Linked DNA regions of Homo sapiens: region 2 is linked to region 1. The links are chromatin loops, found by intact Hi-C in ENCODE. Cell type or tissue: mammary epithelial cell. All regions are shown on one strand. Each heading gives the region's core, and the rest is flanking DNA. Links, peaks and the distances in the headings are about the cores only.

Region 1 (8,352 bases), core at 169-8,168:
GATTGTCTGGGCCCGCACATAAAATATATTAACACTAATGATAGCTGAAGAGCTTTAAAAAAAATCGCAAAAAAAAAATCTCACAATGTTTTAAGTTTACACATTTGTGTTGGGCCGCATTAAAAGCCATCCTGCACCACGTGTGCCCTGCGGGTTGGACAAGCTTGCTCTAGAAGCTGGAAAAGGCAAGGACACAATCTCCCTAGACTTTCCAGAGGGAACATAGCTCTGCTGATATTTTTAGTCCTATAAGACTCCTAACTTGTAGAGCTCTTAAGATAATATGTTTGAAACCATTAAGTTTGTAGTCATTTGTTAAGTAGTAGGAAACTGATGTCCCTTCTTTTCCTAAACAGGCCAGAGATTCTATATCTGTCCAAAGCCTCTCACAAAGGGTGTCTACAACTCCAAATTTCTTCTTCTCCTTTTTTTTTTTTTTTTTTTTTTTTTTTTTGAGGTGGAGTCTCACTCTTGTTGCACAGGCTAGAGTACAATGGCATGATCTTGGCTCATTAAAACCTCTGTCTCCCAGGTTTAAGTGATTCTCCTGCCTCAGCCTCCTGAGTAGCTGGGATTACAGGTGCCCACCACCATGCTTGGCTAATTTTTGTATTTTTAGTGGAGACGGGGTTTCATCATGTTGGCCAGGCTGGTGTCGAACTCCTGACCTCAGGTGATCCACCTGCCTCGGCCTCCCAAAGTGCTTGGATTACAGGTGTGAGCCACGGCGCCCAACCTACAACTCCAAAATTCTGTAGTTATTTCTGGTTAATTTTATAAAAGATAACCTTACTGTACTTTAGCTGTTTTGCTGTAAGTTCCCATAGTAGTAATTTTGCAATGGAAGAACTAGTCCCCAACGTATTCACCACTTATTTGTTCGCTTATCTTTTCACAGTGGCATTTGAGAATGTAAATTATGTTTGTCTTTTTCACAGCTGTATCCTTAGCACAAGTTCAGTGCCTGACATACAGTAGGTATGCCCTATTCCAGCATTTTTTTTAAGTATTAAATCTCCTTGCTTCACTCTTAAGAACACAAACAAGAGAGATGGAACATAGATTTCCTTTTCAAGTTCATAATGACCCAAGAAAAGAAGGTCTAAGTAACAATCCTGTCACTGTTCCCAAGGGCCTTCTCTTATGTCAATAATTTTTGTTAACCTAACTCAGCAGTTATCCCTCTCATGCTATGAAACTGTCTCCTCATTGGTAAAATGAGGGCAAATGAGACAAGAGCAAAATTCTAGACTTCCTGAAAATTGGGCTATGAGATAAGGGAAGGAGTTTGTGAAAGTTTTCATTTAATTTAAAGAAACAAGAGAACATGGTAAGAATTGTACCTGGATGGTTATGCAGCAACAATACTTTTTCAACATGAAACTTAACACACTTTCCAGAAAACTGCAAGTACTATACAGGTGACCCTTGAACAACACAGGTTTGAACTGTATGGGTCCACTTACTGACATTTCATCTTCCTCAGTAGTCTGCAAGGTAGACAGAACTTGGAGCTATTCATCTATAGGTGCCTCAATTTGATTATCTAGATGAGGGTATAACAGCTACAAATTTCCTCTCATATACATTTCCACAGCCCTTATCAGCTAGTCATAGGACTGAGCCCAAATGGAAATCACATTCCAGGAATAGCCCCATATGGCTTATGTGCCAGATAGGCTTGAAATCATCAAGCCATACAAACAGGCAATACTGGCTCACACTAACATTTCCACAGTGTTACTTTTTCTAACTCTTCGTGGCATCAATGGTGTTATACGTGGGTATATTGATATAAACAAATTGTACACATAACATATTGAACTCTTAGTAGTATAGATGATATGACTTATAGAAAATGCTTCAGAACTTCCAGCTTATAGAACCTATATAAAAGCCCATTTTCTCCTTCATTGACACTTAATGCAGACAAAAAGAAGTTAACTGCTTCCCCACTTCTCCAAAATTGTTATGAAGGACATTGAGATACCATGTGTTTATTATTATGAATATATTTAGGTTTAAAAAATTCATGGAGCATCATGGGATTTTCAGCTTTAATCATGAGACTGGCTTTTGCCAGGACCTTACTGAAGAACCCAACAAAACTGCCCAAGCTGATGAAAAACAACTTCTCTGGCAACAAAGCTCTTAATCTTCCAAACCACAAGTTCATAACCAGAAAAATCACAACTTGATTCTATCATAACCAGAAAAATATTTACCCTCAAATTGCTTCAATACTCCGAATTCATCAACAAAGTGTCATGTCAAACGTCTAGTTTTGCTTCCTTTATTAAAGGTTTTCCTGATGTATGAAAAGTCATTTCAATTAAAATGGAAATGAATACCTAATATATATATATTAATTACTCTCTAAAGTCTCACTGCTTCTCCATATAAACTTTAAATTTTTTTTCATAAATTCATCATAAATTTTAAGTAATGGTTATAGAAAATGAGATATTCAACATGATGGGGAAGTAGCACTCTCCTCTATCTTTAACCCTATCAGTTTGAAATTATCAGAAATATTTATATTTATTATAGCTCTTTCTCTAAACTTAGCTTTTATTTTGCAGCAAATAAAGGCACAGTATCATTTTCCTCATACCTAATGTATATCTAGTCTATTCAGCCATAGTCTTTTATTTCATCCTTGCAATGACCGTTTCATTGGAACACCTGAGAAGAAAAGTGACTCACCTCCCAGTGAGATACTATGCCAAGGTTCAAACCACCATTAACACACTGTCCCCATGGCTTTGGAGAGAAAACTAGGTCACAGTGATAATGGAAAGGAAAGAAATCGAGTAGTCAAGTCTGACTTTTCTATCAGCCTCATAGGGCTCTGAGTCAAGGTTTATGCACCAGCACTAAACCTTCTGAGAAAGCAGCTACCCATTCTGAGATGGGACTGCACGTGTTAGATGGGGTCCTTGAATGAGCAGCCACTACTACAATGACAGTGTGCAGCCAGCATCTGGGACAGCTCAGATTCCTTGCTCCATCTGTACACTGAGTCAGACTCAGGTGAAGGAGACCTAAATGATAAAGAAAGTATTCAGGGATGACAGCCAAAGGGAGGGCCAGGTCTCCTGGGAAACTTGGGGTTTAGGCCTTATGAAGACAGGTTCTTATTAACAAGAAGTCATTCTAGTTTCCTTCCTGAAGGAGGAATGTAGATTCAGATACTGACAGATTTTAATTTTCTCAAGATTACTGAGTCTACAGAACCACTTTAATGTGGCTTTTTGCCACATTTATAGCACAGAACAGGTCGGCTGTCCTCTGTTCTCGGATTTCTTTTCCTACTTGGCAATTCCATTTCCTCCTGACTCAAATGTGCTTCCTCTCTTTGGGAAGGCACAGGATGCCACTGACTCAGCACCAGAAGAATGTGTGCTTTGGGTTGTTTCGCCAACCACGGGCATGAGCTGAGTGAAAGAAGGAAGTAAAGGAAGAGGTGGGGCACCCACTGCTGGCTCAGCTTCTACCTCCTTCACTTGCAAGCTGCCTAACCTTGGGCAAATCATGCTGGTGTCTTATACCCTGTGTTTGTAGAAAATGAGAGTGGGGGAGGTGACAACATCTCGCCTTTGAAGCAGAGGTGGTTAATACTATGGGCTTCTGGAAGTCCCTTCCAAGTTAAAGTCCAAAAGTATGAAAGTAGTAATATCTAATATAATTAACTGTCTATTGTGTTCCAAGGTCCTTGTTGATCACCTTACATAAAATATCTCGATTCCTCACAAGATCCTACATGGTGGGTATCACTGGCCACATTTTTCAGAGAAAAACTCTCAGAAGAAAGTTGAATAAATTACAGTGGTTGGGTAAAGCTTTCAGTTCTTGGTGTATATGACTCCCAAATTTGTTTTCTGTCCTTTGTGCAAGGCTGTTCTTAGGTCTATGATATATACTATATGTGATCAATGTTCCCTGTAATTCTTTCAGGTTGACAGTAGCCAGCCATGTTTCATGAACAACAGCCTTTGATGGCTGAGTATGCATGAGAGGAATTTCATGTTGCAATTAAAATTATAATAAGATTAATCAGACACATATTTAATGATATGTATAACAGCTATTGTGCTACACATCATTAGGCAAAAGTGGTAAGCCATTCAAATGAATGAAAATAATTATTTTTACACTGCTGAAGCATGCATGGCTGTAATCAGACAGGAATTGAGATGAGATGAAAAAACTGTTAGAATAAAAATATAAAAATAATTGTTCTATTTATTAAATGTACTGCTAATCTCCAAGCATTATGCTAGGTATTTTATATGTGTTATCTCATTTAATCCCCCTAACAACAATATGAGAAATATATATATATTTTTAACAGATGAGGAAACTGAGGCTCAGGGAAGTTGAGAAAATTTTTCAGGGTTGTTAATCTAGTAGAGATTGGGATGAAATGCCAATATAGGAAATGTCACATAACATCATTTCTCTTATGCACTGTGCCCCTCAGCCACCTCTAAATGGAAGAACCACTCACTCATTCTTCCCTCTCATTTCACCAGGTTTGCTTTTAATAGGATGCACTGCTTTACCTTCAACTAAATTGGTGTTAGAATGCCACTGTTCATTCTGCCTGTATTACTAGTTGTAATATGTAGGTGTTATGGACTGAATGTGTCCAGAAAATTCATATATAGAAGCCCTATCTCCCAACGTGATAGTATTTGGAAGTAGGGCTCTTGGGAGGTAATTGAGTTTAGATTAGGTCCTGAAAGTGGGACCCTCATGATGGGATTACTGCCACTATAAGGAAATGAAGAAACACAAGATCTTCACCCCAGCCCTGCAGCTGTCTATAAGCCAGGAAAAAGGCTCTCACCAGGAACCAGATACGCTGGTATCTTGAACTTGGGCTTCCAGTCTCCAGAACTGTGAGAAATAAATGTCTGTTGTTTAAACCACCCAGGATATGGTATTTTGCTATAGTGTCCTGAGCCGACCAAGACAATGAGTGACTTTCTAATCTCCTGTTCCATAAACAGAACTCCATTAATTTTTTACTAGGAGGGGAAAAAGCGGGGAGGAATGTATTAGTTAGGAAAGGCTAATTTATGCTTAGGATTTTGTAACACACGGATACAAAATTTCAGTGGCTTAGAGTTACAAATTATGTTCCATGTCTATCATTGAGAAATTGAGGTTGGGAAGGCCATCTCTCCCAGCGCTGGACAAATGCTGTTCCCAACGGTTCCCAAATGGAACAGTGCCGGTTATCTTAGCAGAGCAAAGAGAGGACTGCAAAACCTTTGCTCTCTCCTCAATGCTACATGCCAGAGAAAGTGAGGTTCAGGTCAGCCAGAAACCCATTTGGGATCAGCACCCCAGTAGTTCAGCAGACAAGAAGTTTTCTTATTGATTAAAATAGACATCTGGAAATGAATAAAAATTCCAAAGAGAAACTTCACTAGCTTTGCAATTTTTCTTTGAAATCTGCTCTGACTTTACAGGTCAATTCAGGTATCACTTAACATTGTCCATTCTCTCTCCTGTCTCCATCCTTTCTTCACCACCAATGTCTAGGACTCTGAGACTAAGCAGGGAAGAGTGTTGAGATACCCTGATAGGTACATTGTAGTGCTTTGCATGTCCTCATAGACACAAACAGCATTTGTTTACAAAGTGTATTGTTCCCTTAGTGGTGGGGAATATCTATAGATTTGTGGAAACTTCTTGTATCCTAGGATATGCCCAATCACAATGCTTGTCTTGGTAAGACAGAAAACTAAATGGTCTGAAGTAGGGATAAATATTGACTTGGTTAATCTGCTGCATGCATGCACTGATATGAAAAATAAGTACCAAGGGGTTCTGAATTTATTTATGTTTCTAGATAAATAGAATACATATATTGAACTTAATACCAAGAATAAGTAGCAGTGACTAACTTCCTTTCCTGTCAGTCAGTTAAGCAATATTATTGACAATGTATGTACTGAACATTTCACAGTACAGAGGGGGTGGGTCTGAGCCAGGGATCCAAAGGCCCAAGGCATCTACCTCCAATTAGGTGATGTGATATTTCTGGACCTCAATTTCTTAATGCAAACAGTAAGAATGAATGAGATATATCTCAGGTCCTCAGGAACCATAACACAGTATTATCTCTTCTCAGGCTTAAATTACATTGCAAAAGTTTTTGTTAGTTTTGGTAGGTGAAAGCTTCCAGGAAGAGGATGAAGAGGAGGAAGGAAGAAACACTTATGTTCCCAGTCTGATAAAGGATGTCAGGTTTGCGTGAGAAAAATAATAAAGATGGTTTTGGCTTGCAAAGATTCAATGGACTAGAATCCATGCAGTATAAAGGTGGCACTGCAGAGTTAAGATGCTTTAGATTTCCCTAGGGAGTTGGGTCAGATGGACTGTTTTGGCCTCAACTTCTTTACTCCTTCCTTTGATGCATTTCTTTTGTCTAGGGAGGATGATTTAAAGAGTAGTTACTGATAGAGACAGAGTCACTAAAAGCTACTGGGAACAGGCTCTCCCAGCATTAGTAAGGTTTTACAATTCTAGTGCTGAAAAGGAATCTTTTCTATTTGAGCCTAGGTCCATGACACCAGCTGACATATCTCTCTTTGCCTTTCTCCTGCCTGCTTTATTCTAAGTTCACTCCTTTTCTTGTACCTCTGCCTCCGAATTTCCAGTACAAAGCTCTTTCTGATAATTATGTTTGCACTCCTCTGTGCCACTACTGTGACCCAACAATGAAGTGTGACCATTCTGACTTCCAGATTGCCAGCTCAAAATATCAATTCTGTTGATCTGTTTTTTCTTCTACGCTCAGAAGACCTGGAACCATGGTAGGAAGTGGGACAGGGAGCATTTGGACAAGCTGTTCAAGAACTGATCATGCTCATGTGTATGGGAAAACAGATGGAGGAAGAGAAATTCCTGAAGAGCACAAGACTGGTGGGGCAAGGAACAAGCCTACTGAGATGAGTTGCAGATTTGAAGATGGGAGAAATGGTTTCGTTGTCTACCATGTAAAAACTCATTTATGCAAGATGCTTGATATCTGAATTTCAATTTCTTCATTATCAAAATGAATATTAAAAATACTCTACTTCTTAGAGTTGTCAAAAAGATACGGAGATGTGAATAATTTGAAATTATTATCTATATGTAAAGTATTACTATATTTACTATCCTTATCAAATATTTATCCTACTGTCTAACACATTAAATGGACAAAATAGAACATTTGAAGGGTGTAGATCTTGAAAGTTTAATTTTACATAAAAAAGGCCAGAAACCTTTCCTAAGAAAAATGTACATATTGCAAAATGTAGCATATGATTTCAATGGGGCCCACAAACCTTTGAAGGCTAGCTGTGGATCTTCAGAGTGAAACAAAACAAAGTAAAATGCCCTAAGATATGAAAAGCTTACCTTTAAGTAGAAATATTCTGGGTACTTTTCTTCTTTTAAATTATCAACTTTATTGTATGATTTGTTCTATAGATTATCTATTTATTGTTCATTTCTAAACCTTAGGATTCCGAAATCTTCAGCAAAATAAATTACTCAACAGGTAACTAATAGTGTGGCTGAAGGAGGGACAGGAGTTGTTTTGATTATTTCATTTGTTTCTATGAGACCTGTTTGGAAAGCTAGGCTGGCAGAAGCACAGCATTTTTACAGATACCCCATCAACTAAAAATGCATATGTATAGAAAAAGAGAGATCACTGATATTATATATATAATACACATGCATGCATGCATATATACACATAATGTATACATATGAACATATATGCATGTGTATACATATAGATATATGAAATATAGATCTATATCTACATTATATATTATGTATTAGGAAATACAGATGTATAAAATGAAAGTATTTTAGTAAATGGCTGAATCTAGAATTCCCAAGTAAAGCTGTAATTGTCACTTCCCTCTTTATTCTGTGCAGATACTAAGGAACCATTATCAAAGGGCCAGTAATCCTTTGGCCATTTTTTTATTTTTCATTTTCTAAGGATAGCTTGTTTTGTAAGTTTCCTCTATGTTATTGGCATTATGTTACTGGAAAGCTTTTAATTCAATAAATATTTGGCAAGTATATATTGTGCCAAGAATAGAGATATTAATTTTTAGAAAGACTCAAGCATGAGACATAAACGTTTGAAAGAATGAGTCGTACTTTGGAAAGTACAATATAACAAGAGCAGTGCCTACTTTGTTTGTGCAAAAAAGGAGGTAATTAACATTACCTGAGAGGGATCAAGAGATGGCTTTTCAGAAGGTGACCTGCAACATCGATATCTGTCCTCCAGAGAGAAGAAAGAAGGTTTTCTTCAGAAGGGAAGATCAT
Region 2 (8,352 bases), core at 146-8,145, 140 kb before region 1:
AAATGTCCAAGTAAAATATGAAAAAATGTTTCAAAGAATATTTAATCACATGGGAAAATTACCATGGCACGAGCAGCTATATATATGGGTCTGATTTTATAATTTTCTCTGGGTAATAATACTGTAATTTTTTCCTTTAACCATGTCTATATGTTTATATTTTCTAATATGAAAAAATATTTGTAATCATAAAAATCCATATAATTGTAAAATAAATATTCATAAAACCACGTGTAAGCCCTGAACTAAGCTGACACAGCTTTTACATCTTTGTCTGACGTGCCACACCTTTGATTATTTTAGCTAACATTAACTTGTCACCTTCCCATTAACAGAGCTGTCAAAAATTTCACCTTTGGTATTATCTACTCTAGTATTTTAACATGTCTGATTATCATCATTATTAATAATTACAATTCTGTAAAATTTGATCATTTTAAGTCACAACACTATTCCTTCAGCAAACATTTACTCTGAGTCTAGTATTTGTCAGGCACTGTTCCAGGCACTGGGGCATAAAACATAAATAAACAGAGTCCCCGCTGTAATAGAGCTCAGAATTCCAGGCTAACAAAGAAAGAAAAAGAGGGCATAATCTCAAAGGTGTCTACTAGCAATGCCACCTCATGAAACAAAGACAAATATTTTTAGGCCTACAAAATATTCAATTACCAGATCAAATCAAATAAAATGTCAATACTCAACAATTTGACCTAGAAAATGGCATTTTCTTATGTTTTAATTTAACTTTTTTTCAGATTTGTATTTTAGAGACAAAACAGACATTTGAGGGTATATATTTAATTCTCTTCTTTCACAGGTCATGAAACTGTGGGGGGGTGGGCGGGGAGCGGAAAGTGTTGTCCAAGTCAAAAAGCTAGTGAATCAGAGAAAGTAGAAAACAGATATTGTGCACAAATTCAATTAAGGGTCCCCTTTCTTTAGTTATCAGTAATATAAAGGAAGACTTAGATTCAGATTTTAAAAACCAAATATAATAGAATTGCTATAACTTACAAAACCCATTACTTTTCTCCAAATTTTCATGAATACAGTAAACAGTCTGACTCTTAGATTCAGTGCTCAAAGCTAGGGAAAAAGAAATTGAACAAAAACATAATATGCATGTTATAGGATGCTAAAGAAGAAGTTTCGCAAATGCTGTGACTGTCCTCTACTTGCTTACAGTGTATATAAATCCCAAATGGAAAGTAAAAGCATGAGCCATAGAAATACCATTGATTAAGATCATAGTTTAAATGCTGTTCTTTCAGTAGCTGCATGCACAATGACTCAAAACTTTGAAATTTATAAATAAATTCAAATGCAAATATAGAGCCATACTAATATGAACTATTGTGCTGTGTGGTATAGAATATTATAGCCTGTTTATGTGAGAAGAAAGGGAAATTGATGAACAGCTAGCCAGACTGTTGTTTTTTTTGTGAAAAAAGTTGAGTTGCTAACTACAGACCCACATTGTAGCTATATCTGATTATTTTTAATTTTTCAAATATGCTTATATCTAAGTTAATGTTTCATAATATTAACATAATTAATTTTAATGAGTAGAATTGGCTTTTCTCAACAAATCTTCTTTCCTTTAGCAAATCCTAAGACCTTTCCACTATTAGAAAAGTTTTTTAAGTTTCCTTTTTAACTAACTAGCTAATCAATTGATTAATTAATTCCACAATAGTTTACGAAACAGCAAGTGGAGTAAGCATTTGGGTGGGATATTGGCAATGGAAAGGTGAATAAGGGGGCTGGATCCCGGCTTCCTACAGGTCCACAGATAGTCTTGGGCTACACTGATAATATTGTTGTTTGTAATATACTGGTTCTCATTCTCATTAGAAAGGTAATAAGCTAGGCAGATGCTAATGCCTATATTAAAAAGTGTTACTTTATTCATCTTTGAAGTATTATCCTTCAGTGATACATATGATTAATAACATTAACTCATGTTATGAATAAGTAATCAAGAAACTATTTTAAAGAGCAGCAAAATCAGCAAAATAGAGGTTATCTTAAAAACCAGTTCATGTCTAAAAGACCAGCATTTAGGAATATTTATAGACTTGAATAAATTAAGTTTCTTATAAACTAAGGCTAGAGCCTTCTGGTTGCTAAAATTTAGTGTTCCTTCTAGTACATTATGTCATATAACTTTCATTTTCTATTATGTGTTCTGATATTTACAAAATAAACTTTTAGAAAATTATTTAAATTAAATTATAAGTTAATTTTAGAATTCTGTGAATGCTAATTTTAGGCCATCAGGAAAATGCAAGCTGAATGGAAAGATAATAAATAAATAAAATAAACTCACATATTAAACTGATTAATTCAATAATTTTATTTATTTATTTATTTTTGCTTTTGGCTGAGTTATGTCAAGTAAAAATTTTAGAAGAATGTCCGGACTGTATAACTCCTGAGCCTCATATATTTGAAAATGTCATTGCCTTGCCTTAGGTCAACTACATGCTGTGTAGCTAAAGAATTCTCAGTTTATACCATCAACTGTAGATTTTCTTGTTCTTAGTCATTATCAATGTTTTTTTCTCATACATGGTGATATCAATCATTTGTATTGTTGGATTCAAATCCTCAATAAACTTTTATCTTATTCAAATTCTTCATGAATCTTCTGTATGACTATCTTCATTATTATAGTTTTCTTAGGCTTTCTTATTTTCTTGATTTGTTATTTATAGCACTGATTATGATGATAATCATGATATAATGATAATCAATATTATAATTCATGTGATAAATACTATTAAGCTATTTATTACTATTAAAACACTGAAAGCACCTCCAAATTTTTAAAAACATGGCCAAAGAAATGTTGATCCTTACATGAGCATATATATATATACTATTAATAGGGTGTATATATTATTATGAGTTTCATTTGTATTATACATTTACATGAGTACATATATACATGAGTATATATATACTCTTTAGAGTATATATAAGCTTTTTAGAAATTTGATCCAACGGGTCGGTGGTACAAGATACCAGCAACTGTTATATATATTCATATACTAGAGTTTTGAACATTTGATTAACAGAAAAATTTTCCTGGTACAATGTCAAAAGATATAAATATATATATACAATATGATTACAAGTATAAACGTGTATATATATTCATATATATTTTCTCTATATACATTGTAATTATTTGTAAAGATATTCTTCGCATGAATGAAAATACTGAATTCAAACACACCAAACACACACACTTGTCCATTATCCCAAGGACGTGTGGGAAGGAGAGGTTCTAACAGGTGACATACTTTTCTCTCTTTAATTGTTACTATATTATTTATAATGAGCACATGCCTCTTGCTTATATTGAAATGGTATTAATAAAAAGCAAATCTATATTATAACTATTAAAAAAAACCTTTAACTATGGGGTAAGTGACATTTGTCAAAGAAAGAAAATATCCAATAGAAAAAAACAAACGCAAATGCTTTTAAAACCACAGCAAAGTAACACTTTTCCAAGAAGGATACAATTTTTGAGAAGTCACTGTGTAATCAGATTAACTTCTGTATACACTGGGAGAAGGGAGGTATATGTTAAGTGAACTCCCCTCCTTATATAACAGTCATGGCCAATTATGACACTGAAATAGCATTTTATTTTAAATGATTTATCAATTTCACTGTAAGCATTCACAATTATTCCCTTACATTATTGTACATTTTAATCAAGAGTGCATATTTAACTCCAACATTCTTTTGTCTAGTAGGGTTACTGTTATTCTTTCAGCTGGAGTTATTGCTTCTGTTTTTTAGAAGGTCTGGTATTCCCCAAACAGCAGTAAAGTGAGCAGGATATCTGCCTTCTACAGAAATGTTTTTCATTCATAGGACTTCATGCTCAAGTTCAGGGCAGTTTCATTTATGGGAAAAATTATTTTTATTGTTGTTCTGAATCACTTAGTGTTTATTCAAAATTTCCCTAAATCTCAGAATATTCTTGATATTTATGACTTTGGAGCATAATGAAATTATTCCCACGGTCCAGGAAAACCACTAGACTAATAATAGAATGCTGTGTTTGTGTGCTGATGAGCTCTGTGTCCCCAGAAGCTTAATTTGGTGTAGTCATTTATTATAACTTAACAGAAACATTGATATAGGTTTCTTGACTCAATAAAGGAAGCCACAGTTATTGGAATATGAAAATATACAGTGGGAATGTATTAATTTTTGCACATGAATGTCTTCTTTAGGTTTAATAAAGTTGCTCTAAAAGCTCTTTAGAAATATGATGCAACGGGTTGGTGGTACAAGTTACCAGCAACTATTAGCTTGTGGTTGCTCAACACATACAATATAACAGCAGAATATTTGTAGCATCATATTACCACATGAGGGTGCTATCTCCCCAAAAATGTTATCTGTAAAGTGAGCCGACCACCGCTAGGAAAGATTGTTTTGCTATTTTTTTCCGTATACATTTTGGAAGACAAGAAATGATTTGTTAGAATAAACACATTCTGTAGGAAAAAAATAAATAAAATAAAAGTCTCAGCCTTAACACCAAAGGACTAATACTCTTTCTATAACTATATAGTATGAATCAGGCATACAAAAGATACCTTTGATTTAAAAATATGGATCTACATGAAGGTTTATAAGTGTTAGGCAAAGCGTGATCCATGGACGACCTATACTGTAGTAGTAGAGAGACATTAGAGGTTCACGCTCATTAAATAAGCATACCTCTGTGCCTTACTCTGACCTACAAAATCAGAATATCTACAGGTCAGCCCCAGTAATCTTCATTTTTATGTTGCTCCTCAGGTAATTCTCATGCGTTTTAACATTTAAGAAGCACTGGTATGAAGTCATTTTAAAATTGTTATTCTTGTAAACATTGACCCACTTGAATGTTTAAACCCAATAAACTAGGTGATTCTTTGACAACCATGTCATCAACTTTTGCAAGCAGTTCAATCATAAGGGAATCTTTTCTAAAGTACAACTGAAAATTCTCACCTAACATTCTTACATGTTTTGCGGAGAAAATAAATGTAACATCTGCTCTCTGAGACAATAGAGAATTTTACTCACCTTGCCAGCTCATTGACTTTTTGTTATCACTTTCCCTTTGACCTAGTTCAGTAAACAAAAGATAACCCCATGTTTCAACAAGTAAACTTCACACTTGATGCTTTGTCATTTCCAGAAAATTGCACGAATTTGGAAAAGTTTAAGAACTTATACAATAGAAATATGTCCTGTAAAATAGAACTGTAATTATAATTGTATATTCTGTAGAAAATGATTTATACTCGAGAAAATTTAAAACTTAGGTTTAGCAGTAAGTAATGTCTGGTAAAAATATTTAACAGCATACCTAGATTTGATCTTAAAAGCCCAAAGTTATGCTTATTATCCAAAGACTTTTGTGGATGAAATTTTATTTCCCTACAAAAGAGAAAATAAGGCAAGAGAACAGGTTGTAGTAGCTGAACTCTGAGCTTAGGCAAAGGTTGATATTACAAGATGAGTTTTGTATGCAATGAGGTGGTCTCCAGGGTCCATTTAATGTCCATATCAATAAAACTGGCATATACATGCATATATATGTAGATACACATAAATCTAATCTCATATATAGATATATATACTTAGACATATGGCTGTTCATTTAGCCTTATTTGTACATAGATATATGCCTATTAATAGAAAACAAATATGCAACGTAAGACTTCAAGTGGGATGTACAAGCCTCACCTCCCATCCAATGCACATCTCATTTGATAATTTTCTACACAGTTAACCATCTGCCTTCTACTTCAGCTCTCCCTGGAAAAGGAAGCTTCCTACTATTATAGACCATACAGTTAAAAATATTAATTGTATAGAATATTGAAGACAACTTTTCAAATGTTGAACCTGCATCAGCATTTTTCACCTATTGTTACTATTCTTTCTGAATCTACTCATTATAAGATTAATTCATTTTTAACACCTCAAACATGTGAAGTATATTAATTTAATTCAACTTTTCCAATTTCCTACTCTATTATATCTATGATCTCTAAATTATTTTTGAAAACTTTTAAACATTCTCTTCAGAATCTTCTTGATACACAGATGTTTTTCAAGTGTCCTCTTCAAAGGCGTGAATGCAAAATGAAAAGTTTGTGCTGGTGCAGGAAACAGAGGGTTTTTATATTTCTTTTTCTGGACCCCATTCCTATAAACTTGGATGTTTTTCTTTTTTAGAGGCCTCACAATTATGAACATTTTACCTGGTTATGTTATACTCTACATCCGTTTCACAGTACCTTTATTTACTCATCCTTTAATTTGTTCCCATAACGATGCTTTTATTCAGAAATAATTACTGCACACCTACTATATGCCAACACTATTCTCAGAGTGAGGGACAGAACAGTGAACAAAACAGGAAGAAGTCCTTGTCATTATGGAATTTATGTCAGGGGAAATAAAGATAATAAAATATATAAATTATATTTTAGTTCAGAGGGTAATATATGTCATGGAGAAAAGTTAAGTATGGAAGCAAGTTTTCATTAGGTGGAATAGAAATTTTAAATAAAGGAATTGAGACCGTTTCACTTAGAGAGTCATATCCGAATAAAAAATTGAAGGATATAAAGGAGTGAGCCACAAAGAGATCTCAGAGAAAAGCATTATAGGCAACATGCAGATGGCTGAGGCAAGATCAGGTCTGGAACAGGCCTGGAATAGAAGGGGTCACTGTGGCAGCAGAAATTACATTAGGTCAGAAATGGAATGCAGTAGTAGCGACTTGAAGAATATTGTAAAGAGACGATAGGAGTACATCCTGAGTGAGAAGGTACACCATTAGAAGATTGTGGGCTGAGAAGTAATATCTATTTAAATGTAAGATAGATTATTGAACTATAGCATTCAAAGTACATTGAATGCTGCAAGGGTGGACACAGGAAAACAGTTGCGAGGCTACTGCAATATCCAGGTGAGAGATGAGGGTAGAGCTGATCAGAGTGCCAGTATTGGGGATGTTGAAAACCTAGGAATCAGAAATCTTCAGGTAATTTTCTGACTAATTAGATTTGAGGTGTTAGAAAACGTGAGGAATCAAGGATGACTCCAATTTTTTTTGTCCTGAACTGCAGGAAGAATGGAAGTACCATTAACTAAGGTGAGAAAACTAAAGTTAGTTAAGTTTTGAAGAGAAATTTAGGAATTCAGTCAGGTTAAGTATGAGAAATCTAGTGGAAATTCAAGTGGAGAATTCATATCCCAGTAGGCTGCTGAATATATTAACCCAGAGTTCAGAGACAGGTGTAGGCTTGAGACTTAAAAATGGAGAAGTTCCCATACATAAAGGAACCAATGCTATGAATCAGAACTCACTCACAAAAGGAAGGAGTGGAGATGAAAACGGAGGTACAGAAACTGAGGCTCTCCAATTTTCAGAGGTACAGGAGATGAGGGTGAACTAACTAGTAACAGAGGTTGAGAAATGGTCTGTAGAGCAGGAGGAAAATCAGGAGAGTGCTATTTCCTGAAGGCAAGTGAAGAACACATTTCAAGGAGGAGATGTACTATCAAAGCTGGTTTTATTTCAGGCTGAATAGCACGGATTACTGTTAATCATCTTGTTCAATTCTACCCAGAATTCTAGGCTGTCAAGTTAGTTTGAATCTTGAGTCTGCAATTCACAACTTTTCAAGGAATACAAGTTCTTGTTCTTTTTTTTTTTTAAAGAAAATTCTCCATTAAGCATCATCTTTAAAATTAAAAAAATCCTCTTAACTCATATCTTGTTAGTTTTTTTTACATCAAATCTGTTCAAATTTTAACTTCGACAGTGCATATATTAACTTTTTCTCCCAGCTTTGTGTCACCTGATAATTTGATAAGCTTGCCTTCTATGAATTCATTCATTCAAGTCATTGAGAAAAATATAGAACATGACATAGCTCAACATATAATCTGATTTTATAGAATGCTGTAACTTCCCATCTATTTAGTGAATATATTTTAAGTAAAGTTATTTACTTAGCTATACATCCACCTAATTGTTCTAAATGTTGCATTCAAGGCTATTCCTCTTCAGCAGTAAAAGTCTAAATGTCAATTTTTTAGCTTTAAGAGGCCTTGAATGACCAGGCGTGGTGGCTCAAGCTTGTAATCCCAGCACTTGGGGAGGCCAAGGCAGGCGGATCATGAGGTCAAGAGATGAAGACCATCCTGGCCAACATGGCGAAACCTTGACTCTACTAAAAATACAAACATTAGCTGGGTATGGTGGCACGCGCCTGTAGTCCCAGCTACTCGGGAGGCTGAGGCAGGAGAATC

Evidence for each region. Hi-C counts contacts between places; a loop is a spot of excess contacts. Peaks named below come from ENCODE experiments on the same cell type or tissue, not always from the same donor. Only the 100,000 strongest peaks of a DNase experiment are listed, where the experiment ranks them.
Region 2: it touches region 1 in a loop (7-fold over the local background); 2 of 110 quality-filtered maps call a loop at or near these places.

Annotation. Positions count from the first base shown.
Region 1 is chr2:146,871,108-146,879,459 of GRCh38, forward strand. LINC01911 (long intergenic non-protein coding RNA 1911) reads left to right here. Exons shown (of 7, transcript NR_187170.1): 7 at 6,815-7,113. Among named protein-coding and RNA genes, the nearest start is that of LINC01911, 38 kb to the left of the region's middle. In mammary epithelial cell, for the core only: a CTCF peak has its summit at 3,495; a DNase peak (open chromatin) is centred at 3,394; H3K27ac peaks cover 783 bases.
Region 2 is chr2:146,729,860-146,738,211 of GRCh38, forward strand. No RefSeq gene overlaps it. Among named protein-coding and RNA genes, the nearest start is that of LINC01911, 100 kb to the right of the region's middle. In mammary epithelial cell, for the core only: a CTCF peak has its summit at 4,401 (motif pointing right); no DNase peak of the experiment used is centred there.